Linked DNA regions of Homo sapiens: region 2 is linked to region 1. A link is a contact called in ENCODE Hi-C or POLR2A ChIA-PET data. All regions are on one chromosome and are shown on one strand. The core of a region is the stretch at or near the end of the contact, and the rest is flanking DNA. Distances in the headings are between cores, read along the strand shown.

Region 1 (6,035 bases), core at 2,460-4,959:
TAACACGGTGAAAACCCATCTCTACTAAAAATACAAAAAATTAGCTGGGCGTGGTGGCGGGCACCTATAGTCCCAGCTACTCGGGAGGCTGAGGCAGGAGAATGGCGTGAACCCGGGTGGCGGAGCTAGTAGTGAGCCGAGATCGTGCCACTGCACTCCAGCCTCGGTGACAGAGTGAGACTCTGTCTCAAAAAATAAAATAAAATAAATACGTAGGAGCTAAGCTGTGAGGATGCGAAGGCATTAGAATCATACAGTGGACTCTGGGGAACTCGGGAAAGGGTGGGAAGGGGGTGAGGGATAAAAGACTACACACATTGGGTTCAGTGTACCCTGCTTGGGTGGTGGGTGTACCAAAATCTCAGAAATCACCACTGAAGAACTTATTCATGTAACCAAATACCACCTGTTCCCTCAAAACCTACTGAAATTAAAAAAAAAAAAAGAATAATAATATTGAGGCGTTGGGAATGGGGTGGGTTTTACTTCCCACTTGTTGGTGTGAATGTGATCCTCAGGCCCTGCCTCTGGGTGTGGAACTGCTGCCTTTTCATCTGCCCGCAGGGAGACTCCTCATGGCATCCAGGTCTCAGAAATTAGGCAGGGGCTCTTTCCGCTGTGCTGTACGTTCTGCCCACTCAGCTTTTAAAACCCAAGTCTTTTCTCCCTGCCATTTGCCCGCGGGTGCTGAGAAGTTGCGTTATCAGATGTTCATCCTTAACTTACTTAGTTCTCCCTGGTAATTCTCTCCTGAGGTTTACCTTTCTTTTTCTGTTTTCTGATGTGACAGCTCAAAGATATCTGAGAAAGAGAAAAGTTACTTTTAAAAGAACTTGAGGCCGGGCGCGGTGGCTCACGCCTGTAATCCCAGCACTCTGGGAGGCCGAGGCGGGCGGATCATGAGGTCAGGAGATCGAGACCATCCTGGCTAACACAGTGAAACCCCGTCTCTACTAAGGAATACAAAAGAATTAGGCGGGCGTAGTAGTGGGCGCCTGTAGTCCTGGCTACTTGGGAGGCTGAGGCAGGAGAATGGCGTGAACCCAGGAGGCGGAGCTTGCAGTGAGCCGAGATCGCGCCACTGCACTCCAGCCTCGGCCACAGAGCAAGACTCCGTCTTAAAAAAAAAAAAAAAAACAAACTTGATAAATGAGTCAAAGCTTTTTGTGGGAAATCAGTCAACTGTCTCAAACTTAGAAAATTCTTAATTATCCATGGTTAACAGTGTTCATGAAGAAAGATGTCACTGAAATACATATAATTTAAAGCCTTTGGAAAACCAATGGTACAACTTATTTCTCCAGCACACTTTAAATTTATTTATTTAGTTTTTTTTTTTTTTTTTTTTTTTTTTTTTGAGGCAGACTCTTGCTCTGTTGCCCAGGCTGGAGTGCAATGGTGCAATCATAGTTCATTTCAGCCTGAAACTCCTGGGCTCAAACTATCCTCCCACCTCAGCCTCTGCAGTAGCTGGGACTACAGGCACATGCCACCATGCCTGACTAATTTTTTACTTTTTTTTTTTTGTAGAGATGGGGTCTTGCTATATTGCCCAGGCTCATCTCAAACTTGTGGCCTCTAGTGATCCTCCCACCTCAGCCTCCCAAAATGTTGGGATTACAGGTGTGAACCACCTCGCCCAGCCCTTAAACTTGTTTTTAATCAGAGACCCTTTCTTTTTCCTGCCCAATATTTGATTATATTAAGAACCACATAAAATGTGCCTAAAAGCAGTGTGCAGACAAGTGGATTAAAACAGAGCATCAAAAGTAAGGATCAGTCGGGCGAGGTGGCTCATGCCTGTAATCCTAGCACTTTGGGAGGCCGAGGCAGACGGATCATGAGGTGAAGAGATTGAGACCACCCTAGCCAACATGGTGAAACCCCGTCTCTGCTAAAAATACAAAAATTAGCTGGGCGTGGTGGCACGCACCTGTGATCTCAGCTACTCAGGAGGCTTAGGCAGGAGAATCCCTTGAAGCTGGGAGGTGGAGGTTGCAGTGAGCCGAGATCACACTACTGCACTCCAGCCTAGGCTACAGAGTGAGACTCGGTCTCAAAAACAAAAAAAGGCCGGGTGAGGTGGCTCGTGCCTGTAATCCCAGCACTTTTGGAGGCTGAGGCAGGTGGATCACCTGAGGTCATGAGTTCAAGACAAGGCTGGCCAACATGGCAAAACCCTGTCTCTATCGAAAATACAAAAATTAGCCAAGAGTGGTGGAGAGCACTTGTAATCCCAGGCTGAAGCAGGATAATTGCTTGAACCCAGGAGGTGGAGGTTGCAGTGAGCCAATATCACGCCACTGCACTCTAGCCTTACTTGTAAAAGGAAGGATCATTTATAAATTTAATAACTGAAAGTTGAAAAATGGATTTAAGGAGAAAAAGGTATAGGTTTCTTTGTTTTAGCAACCCACTGCCCTTATCATGATTAATACATTTATTTATTTATTTGAGACGGAGTCACACTCTGTTACCCAGGCTGGAGTGCAGTGGTGCAATCTCGGCTCACTGCAAGCTCCACCTCTCGGGTTCACGCCATTCTCCTGCCTCAGCCTCCCGAGTAGCTGGGACTACAGGCGCCCGCCACTACGCCCGGCTAATGTTTTGTATTTTTAGTAGAGACACGGTTTCACCGTGGTCTCGATCTCCTGACCTCGTGATCCACCGGCCTCGGCCTCCCAAAGTGCTGGGATTACAGGCATGAGCCACCGCACCCGGCCAATTACATTTATTAAAACCATCGAAATAGCAAAGAACAAATTAGGAGAGACAGAAGGTATAATGGTGGTTGCTAGGCCTAGGTTGGGGGATAGGAATTTGAATTTAAGAGATACACAGTTTAAATTTGGGAAGATGAAGCAAGTTCTGGAGATAAATGGTGGTGATGGTTGCATAGCAGTGTGAATGTACTTAATGCTGCTGAGTTGTATAATTAAAAATGGCTAAAACTGTATATTTTATATATGCATGTTGTACCACAATAAGGTAGGGAAAAAAAAAAAAAAAGGCCGGGCACGATGGCTCACGCCTGTAATCCCAGCACTTCGGGAGACTGAGGTGGGCGGATCACCTGAGGTCAGGAGTTTGAGACCAGGCTGGCCAACATGGCAAAACCCCATCTCTACTACAAATACAGAAAAAGTAGCTGGGCATGGTGGCGGGAGCCTGTAATCTCAGCTACTTGGGAGGCTGAGGCAAGAGAATTGCTTGAACCCTGGAGCTGGGTGACAGAGCAGGACTCCGTCTCAGAAAAAAAAAAAAAAATTAGCTGGGTCTGGTGGTGCATGCCTGTAATCCCAGCTGCTTGGGAGGCTGAGGCAGGAGAATCGCTTGAACCCAGGAGGTGGAGGTTGCAGTGAGCCAAGATCGTGCCAGTGCATTCCAGCCTGGGCGACAGAGTGAGACTCCGTCTGCAAAGAAAAAAAAGAAAAATTAACAAAAAAAAAAAAAAAAAAAAAAAGAGAAAAAAAAGAATAATGCTAGAATTGGCCAGAAGAAGCTCCCAATTGAATTCACTAGAAAGTTTGTCGTTTGAGTCTTAGTAGAAAATAAGTAACAGTCTTCTTGAAAGAAATGTCAGGTCTATCTCCGCAGAAAGAAATGAGAGGAAAAAAAAATCGTAACAGCTTAGCATTTATAGGGTATACAACAGGGAGTAAAACACATATGAAAAATATCATGATAGAAGGCCTTTATTTAAAAGTGTGGTTGAAGGCTGCTGACTCACTGGATAACTGAAGTATTTGTGGCTTGAGTAATGGCTAAGCCAAGAATCCTGGAGTCAGTGAGACTCTTTCTTCCTTGGAAAAAGAAAAAAAGGAAAGATCAAGTAAATTCTATCCCATTCTGTCTTAGATATTTTGTTCAACAATGATTTTGACCAATCCCAAATTCCTCAAATGAGGGAGGAATGTTCCGTGTTTTTGTAACCTTGATTAACTGTGATATTATTCCAAGAAAGAAGCAGTATCCAGATGGGGCAGGAGGCACAAGGAAAGAGCTAAATTGGGAATTCATTTTTTGTTCCCAGTCAGATGATGGGTGTCTTATGTATGGGGTCAATGCCACATCTGATCTCATCCCGAGAAAATACTCTTTAACTAGCTGGGCAAAATGTCTGTACTGAAGTGGGAAGTAATTTGATTGACTAAACATCTGAAAGCTGTGGCTCACACCTGTAATCCCAGCACCTTCAGAGGCCGAGGCAGGTGGATCATCTGAGGTCAGGTGTTCAAGACCAGCCTGGCCAACATGGCGAAACTCCATCTCTACTAAAAATACAAAAATTAGCCAGGTGTGGTGGTAGGTTCCTGTAGTCCCAGCTACTTGGAAGGCTGAGGCACGAGAATCACTTGAACCCAGGAATTGGAGGTTGCAGTGAGCCAAGATTGTGCCACTGCACTCTAGCTTGGGCTTCAGGGAGAGACTCTGTCTCAAAACAAAAAATAACAACAACAAAAAACAAACAAACAGAAAACCCCCAAAACATCTGAAGACAATCTTACAGTCTTCTGCTATGGTATTTTATCTTACATTATTCTGATACTGATTATTTATCTTCCTAAGGTTGCCTTTATTTCATAGTGTTTTTTGGCATGAATAAAGTGATCACTTATGAATCAAGTGCTTGGAACTGCAATGGCCCAGAGACGCAGCTTTCTGCAAAGTCCACACCTACTAGGTTAGCAAGGCTCTAGTTATCTTAGGGAGGTTGTTGAGCATGGTCAAGTGAAGATGTTCTGGAAGCAGCTTTCCTGGGTATGAATCCCAGGTCTGCCCCTTATGAGAGACCTTGGACACTGACCCACATCTCTGTGTTTCAGTTTCTCTTCTCTAACATGAGAATGATCAGACTAGGCCTTACGTCAAAGGACTGTAATGAAAATATTATTTAAAACATAAGTACTCGGAACAGTGCCCAGTGTATAGGAAGTGGGCTATAAAAGTTGGCTATTATGACTATTAATCATCGATTCTTTGGAGGAAGACATGGCTAAAACAGTGAGACTGAAAGCTGTTTGGTAATTCTATAGCTTGGGAATCAGAAACCATTCATCATTTGCATTGGGGAGTTTGAAACTCCTGGCTACTATAAGCATGTAGAGCTGAAAATAAAATATTGGTGTTAATGAATTGTTCATGCATTCATTCATTTATTGATTCACCATGTGTCAGGAATTGGAGAAACCAAATCAATTATGGCATGATCACCGACCTAATGATGCTCGGTCTAGTGGTAGAAACACTCACATGAACAGATTATTATGCAACATGGAGGTGCAAAGATGGAGATATACACAAGGTAGTACTGAAATATGATGGAGGGGAACTTTAGCTCAGGGTGGGGAAGAGGAAAGAGTCATAATTCTTTGAGGAAGTAATCCCAGAACATACCTCCTTTGTCAAATAAGAAATTAATTCTTAAAAATCTGTAAATGTTTCAGTCTGTGTCTTCAAAATATAAGGATTTTCTCTTTCAACATAATCAAAATACCATTATTATTTCTAAAACAAATGACAATTGTTGCTTAACTATGATAAAAATATCCGGGGGTTTTCAATCTCCTCATCTATGTAATTTTTCTTTTAGTTGGTTTGTTTGAATCAAGAAGTATATAAGGTCACCTTGTGATGAGTAGTTGTCTCTTAACCTATGTAGTTTTCCTTTTTTTTTGGGTGACAGGATCAGGGTTTCACTCTGTTGCCCAGGCTGGAGTGCAGTGGCATGATCATAGCTCACTGCAGCCTTGAACTCCTGGGCTCAAGTAATCCTTCTGTTTTAGTCTCCCAAGTAGCGGGGACTATAGGCACACACCACAACATGAGGCTAAATTTTTAAATTTTTTTGTAGAGACAGGGTCTCGTTATGTTTCCCAGGCTGGTCTTGAACTCCTGGGCTCAAGCCATCCTCTTGTCTTGTCCTCCTTATAAGCATGAGCCAATGTGCCTGGCACTTTTTCTTTTTCTTAATTCCTTGTAACTCATTTGCCGAGGAAACTGGATTATTTATCTTGCAGAGTTTTTCATAAATG
Region 2 (6,035 bases), core at 1,536-4,035, 180 kb before region 1:
TGTTCAGAAAGATTCAATTATCAATACGGAGCCAAAGAGGAGGTTAGTGAAGAAAAGGGAAGATCAACTCTAACTTGACTATTCTGGGTGCTTTTATTTTTTTTTTTTTTTTATCACTTTCTACCCCATTTCAATAGAAGATGCCAAAAGCTACAATAAAAAAATATTTTCCTGGTTTCTGACAAAGTTCTCAGATAAAAAGACCAGTCCCCAAGGAGAAAAAGCTAACATTACTCCTTAGCAAAGAATGGCAGCCTCTCTACCTGGCGATGAGCCACTTGCCAGCAACCCATGGAACCTGACAGCTCAGAACAGAAAGTCAACAAATAATGAAACATCCAGACGCCAGCAGGGGGAAAATGCCACAGGAGTCCCTCCTCAATGATATGACTCAAAGGAGAGTACCTGGCTGGATGCGGAGGCTCATGCCTGTCATCCCAACACGTTGGAAGGCCCAGGAGGGAGGATCACTTGAGCCCAGGAGTTCAAGACCAGCCTGTGCAACATAGCAATGTTTTATAAATTTAAAAAAATTAAAAAAACTTAAAAATTAACCAAGTGCAGTGGCTCACACCTATAGTCCTATATATTATATACTGTAGTACTATATATATACTCAGGCGAGAGGATCACTGGAGCCCAGGAGTGAGTTAGAGGCTGCAGGGAACAGCGATCATGTCACTGCATTCCAGCCCAGGAGACAAAGTGAGACCCTGGCTCTAAAAAAAAAAAAAAACCAACAACAACAAAAAAAGGAGGACACGTATGGTGGGCAGAATAATGGCTCCTCCCGCAAAGACATCCATCCACACTCATCCCAGAGCCTGTGACTAGATAATGTCACATGGCAAAGGGGCTCTGCACAGGTGATTATGGTTATGAAGCCTGAGATGGGGAGATCATCCAGGGAGGCCCAATCTAATCATGTGAGGCCTTAAAAGCAGACAGCCTTTCTTGGCTGCAGTCAGAGAGAGAGAAAGAAGACAGTGGAGGAGAAGGAGGAAAGATTTGAAGCCATGAGAGGGAAACAATACATGGTTACTGGCACTGAAGATGAAGAAAGGGAGCCACAGATCAGGAGACCAGGGAATGTGAGCGGCCTCTAGAAGCTGGGAACAGCCCTCAGGTGACAGTCAGCAAGAAAACAAGGACCTCAGTCCTCCAACTGCAAGTAACTGAATTCAGCCAACGACACAATGAGCAGGAAACGGATCCTCCTCTAGAGCATCTGGAAACAGACGCAGCCCTGCTGACCCTTTGATTTCTGCTGGTGAGACTTATGGGACTTTCAACCTACAGAACTGTAATCTTCATTTATTTATTTTTTCCTGAGACGGAGTCTCGCTCTGTCACCCAGGCTGGAGGGCAGTGCGCGATCTCGGCTCACTGCAAGCTCCGCCTCCCGGGTTCACGCCATTTTCCTGCCTCAGCCTCCCGAGTACCTAGGACTACAGGCGCCCGCCACCACACCCGGCTAATTTTTTTGTACTTTTTTTTTTAGTGGAGACGGGGTTTCACCATGTTAGCCAGGATGGTCTCGATCTCCTGACCTCGTGATCCGCCCGCCTCGGCCTCCCAAAGTGCTGGGATTACAGGCGTGAGCCACTGTGCCTGGCCGTTTTGTTTTTTTAAGTTGGTACACTTATGGTAACTGGTTATCCAGCAAAAGAAAACTAATGCAACATCTCTGGAACAATTCAAGTCATTTTATTTTTTTTCTCTTTTAAAGATATAGACAGGCATTGCTCCGAGCCAGGATCAAATGTGGAGAAGCAGTGGCTGTTCTGACAGGTGGCGGTCTTGTCTCGATGTGAGCGGAGTCCAACAGACGCTGACATCTCCGGTGAATGGCTTCAATGATAATTTTAAAAAATCATGGTGGCTGCTTTATGGATAATATACAATTTTGCAAGCCTCAAACGGAAGGTCTACAATGGCATAATTAACTGAACTGAACTGCAAATTGGATGCACAAAAATCCTACGGGTTTCCCCTTAGAAAGGAAGAATATGACCTTATTCCAAGACCAAGATCTTATTCATAGTATGTATTGGCAATTTAGCTGTCAGGTTTAACATTATTATCATGAAAAGAGGAAAATAAATAAAAAACTTTTTAAAAGGGTCTGCCTTTTAAACCCTTGTGTAGTTTTTTTTTCCTTCTAATTTACTTACTTTTTCTTGACTATTGAAAATGTACAATAACAACTTGTGTCTAGGTGGGCATGCTGGCACGTGCCTGTAATCCCAGGTACTCAGGAGGCTAAGGCAGGAGGATCACTTTAGCTCAGGAGTTTGAGTCTAGCCTGGGCAACATAGCAAGACACTATTACAAAAAAAAACAAACTTGTGTTTTTTCTCTAATGACAGCAAAGTATGAGTTTCAAAATATAGATTGAGCATCCCTTGTGTGAAATGCCTGGGACACAAAGTGTTGTGGATTTCAATATTTTTTGGATTTTGGAATATTTGCATACTATGTACTGGTTAAGCATAATTTAAGTTAAATTCAAAATCCAAAATATTCCCAATGAGCATTTCCTTTCAGCAACACATCAGCATGCAAAATGTCTTGGATTTTGAAGCATTGTGGATTTGGAGTTTTTGGATTAGGTATATTCAACCTATCTGCACCTACAAGAGACATACACCAATAAAAAATTTTAAAATCCAGGTTCACATTTTATCAACTACAAGACTTTGTAATATGAATGGCATTTATTTTATAAACATTTATTGCACAACTACCAGGTGCCTGGCAGTGTCCTTGGTTCCAGGAAGACAAAATAAGTCCTTGACAAACCTAGCAAAGAAACTGCTATGTAAACAAATAGTTACACGACAGTGTCAAATATTTAATAATAACAACACACGCACAGTGCAGCGGTCATGTGGATACCTATGCAGTGGTATTCTATGGGAAAGAGGTGGTTCACTGGTCATCTACAAGGGGATCTTTGAGATGAGAACAGAGAAATAAATGCACATTATGCCAGCTCATGCAAAACACAGAATGCATCGCCACTTTCACACCAACAGGTATAAACATTACCTTTTCTGAACATATGGAAAATATTTTAATCTAAAGACAGGACAAGCTAGCTCAGCAAGTCAGAGGAAGACAGCATGATTGAATTTCTCTGGACAGGGCTGTTTGAAAACATTTGGCAAACATTAGGTCGATTTGACAAAAATGACACTTTCACAGTGTAAAAAAAAAAAAAAAAAAAGGGCGGGGCACAGTGGCTCATGCCTGTAATCCCAGCACTTTGGGAGGCCGAGGCGGGCGGATCACAAGGTCAGGAGATCGAGACCATCCTGACCAACATGGTGACCTTGTCTCTACTGAAAATACAAAAATTAGCTGGGCGTGGTAGCACACGCCTGTAGTCCCAGCTACTCGGGAGGCTGAGGCAGGAGAATCACTTGAACCCAGGAGGCGGAGCCTGCAGTGAGCCAAGATAGTGCCAGTGCACTCCAGCCTGGTGACAGAGTGAGACTCTGTCTCAAAAAAAAAAAAAAAAGGCAAATACACTCTTTTTTTTTTTAACTGAGGAAAATTTAGCAGTTTAAACCCATAAATATATAATTCTTTCTCTTTCCCAGCTCCTTTCTCAGTCTAAGGGTAGATAAATTGGAAGAACCTGAATATTAAGCATGCCTTGAGTTTCAATTAGCACCTACTATCCATTTTAAGGCTGATTTTTCTTTTTTTTTTTTTTGAGATGGAGTCTTGCTGTCGCCTGGTTGGAGTGCAGTGGTGCGATCTTAGCTCACTGCAAACTCCGCCTCCCAGGTTCAAGCGATTCTCCTGCCTCAGGCTCCCGAGTAGCTGGGATTACAGGCACACGCCACCACGCCCAGCTAATTTTTGTATTTTTAGTAGAGACGGGGATTCACCATGTTGGCCAGGATGGTCCGATCTCTTGATCTCGTGATCCGCCCGTCTCAGCCTCCCAAAGTGCTGGGATTACAGGCGTGAGCCACCGCACCTGGCCTTTTTTTTCTGAGACAGAGTTTCGCTCTGTCACCCAGGCCGGAGTGCAGTGGCGCGATCTTGGCTCACTGCAACCTCTGCCTCCCGGGTTCAAGCAATTCTCCTGCCTCAGCCTCCTGAGTAGCCGGGATTACAGGCATGTGCCACCATGCCCAGCTAGTTTTTGTATTTTTAGTAGAGATGGGATTTCACCATGTTCGTCAGGCTTGTCTCAAACTCCAGACCTCGTGATCCGCCCACCTCGGCCTCACAAAGTGCTGGGATTACAGGTGTGAGCCACAGCACCTGGCAAAGGCTAATTTATTATTAATCATAATCACAAACATATTGGCAAAGAAATGTAACTCCTAAAGAATAAAAATGACTAAAAGATCAAGAGTTTTTAAAGTATTATAATTTTGGCTTAAAAACTATATAAATTTGAGCTGGACAAGAGAAATAAACATACATAACCAGTTGCCTTTAGTTTCCTATAAAGACTTGCAAACAGGCAGATGGAAAAGGGGAGAAAATCTGCAGGTCAACTGATCTTGACAGATAATGCAGTATCTGTACTTTCACGTCAAAAATTTATAACAAGTGATTCTTAAATATCACTTTATAATACAGGTATAGTCACATTTCATAGAAGTTGAGAGAAAAATGTGCATGACCACTTTTTATGTATTTCTCCATTCAAAATAGCAAACAGGAATCCCACAACTTAGAAAGATGGGTTCCCTTGAATGCAAGTTATCACCCTAGGGTGGGCTTCAGAGCCAGAAAAATGACTGAAAATCCACAGAAAGAGAAAAATCCAGAAAAGACAGCTTAAGCTCAAGTACTCATGTCCACAAGTCAACATTTTCCCTCGGTCAGTCTACAACTCCATGACTTCTTTCCGTGGCAGAACACTTAGAAACTGAACACAACACAGCGTATTCACAAGCAGCAAGGTCAAACTACCTCGATGTGCAGAAGGCCCTTCCACAGAAAGTAAATCCCCACTAATAAAACCTAGGCAATAAACTCTAGGAAAACATGATTTTTGACCCAAGTTTCTAATGTGGCAAATCCCTTGAAAACATAATTTTACTTAGATTAACAAGAATTCTCAAAAGGCAAGAAATACTCTCTGAAAACAAAAATAAGCATTCACTCAAACGTGAGGATCTTTTTAAAGGAATTACAAGTGGAACTTACATATATTTGATTTCTCTTATACCGCTGGAATAAGTTATACATGATGGAGCCGCCATGGAGCTCTGTCAAGGACGCCATGTCATCCACGCCCTCCTCGTTCGTGGGGTGCATAGCAGTCACCTTCTGGTGGGTAATTGTGCTCTGCTTGTAAGTGAATACCTGAGGGAGGGAGAGGAATTCAATTATTTCATTATCAGCAGTAAGTGATTTTTCACACAAGTTTCCCAAACTGACAATACAATCTCAGTATAATTTCAGGAAAAAGATTCTAAATTGGACAATCAAAAATATATCGCAAAAATCTCTTTCATTTTATGTCACCTATCTCTCTCTCTCTCTCTGTGTGTGTATGTATGTGTGTGTGTGTGTGTGCGTGTGTGTGTGTGTGTGTGTGTGTGTGTGTATATATATATATATACACATATCTTTGTTGTTGTTGTTGTTTTGAGGCATGATTTCACTCTGTTACTCAGGCTGGAGTGCAGTGGCATGATTACAGCTCACCGCAGCCTCCACCTCTGAGACTCAAGTGATCCTCCCACCTCAGCCTCCCGAGCTGGGACTACAGGCATGTGCCACCAGCCAGCTAATTTTTGCATTTTTTTTTTTTTTAGATACAGGGTTTTGTCATGTTGCCCAGGCTGGTCTCAAACCCCTGGGCTCAAGCAATCCACCTGTCTTGGCCCCCCAGAAGTGCTGGGATTACAGGCATGAGCCACAGAGCCCAGCTGTCACCTATATATTTCTAAAAGAAGCAATTATTTTGACCATTGCTATTAGATGTTCCTAAAAGATATTAGTTCAAGTATGAACCATCTTTTGGGAATCACAGAAATTATAAACTTATAGTTCACTTC

Evidence for each region. A loop is a pair of places that touch in the nucleus more often than their neighbours do. ChIA-PET counts read pairs that join two places held with the same protein, here RNA polymerase II (POLR2A). Pooled maps may share reads with other maps.
Region 2: a loop to region 1 is called in a map of chondrocyte, with 2.3 times the contacts of the local background. The contact joins two enhancer-like sites. A Hi-C loop is called at or near these places in 1 of 168 maps with a recorded cell type or tissue (chondrocyte) and 1 of 50 pooled maps. POLR2A ChIA-PET finds 5 or more read pairs at or near these places in 5 of 52 experiments (A549, AG04450, BJ and 2 more).

Annotation. Positions count from the first base shown.
Region 1 is chr5:16,996,727-17,002,761 of GRCh38, forward strand. No RefSeq gene overlaps it. Among named protein-coding and RNA genes, the nearest start is that of MYO10, 63 kb to the left of the region's middle. Within about 2 kb of position 3,710, at least 8 of the 41 ENCODE cell types and tissues checked have a DNase peak (open chromatin) inside an H3K27ac peak, as active enhancers do.
Region 2 is chr5:16,812,831-16,818,865 of GRCh38, forward strand. It overlaps MYO10 (myosin X), which reads right to left. Exons shown (of 41, transcript NM_012334.3): 3 at 5,179-5,337. Among named protein-coding and RNA genes, the nearest start is that of MYO10, 120 kb to the right of the region's middle. Within about 2 kb of position 2,786, at least 2 of the 41 ENCODE cell types and tissues checked have a DNase peak (open chromatin) inside an H3K27ac peak, as active enhancers do.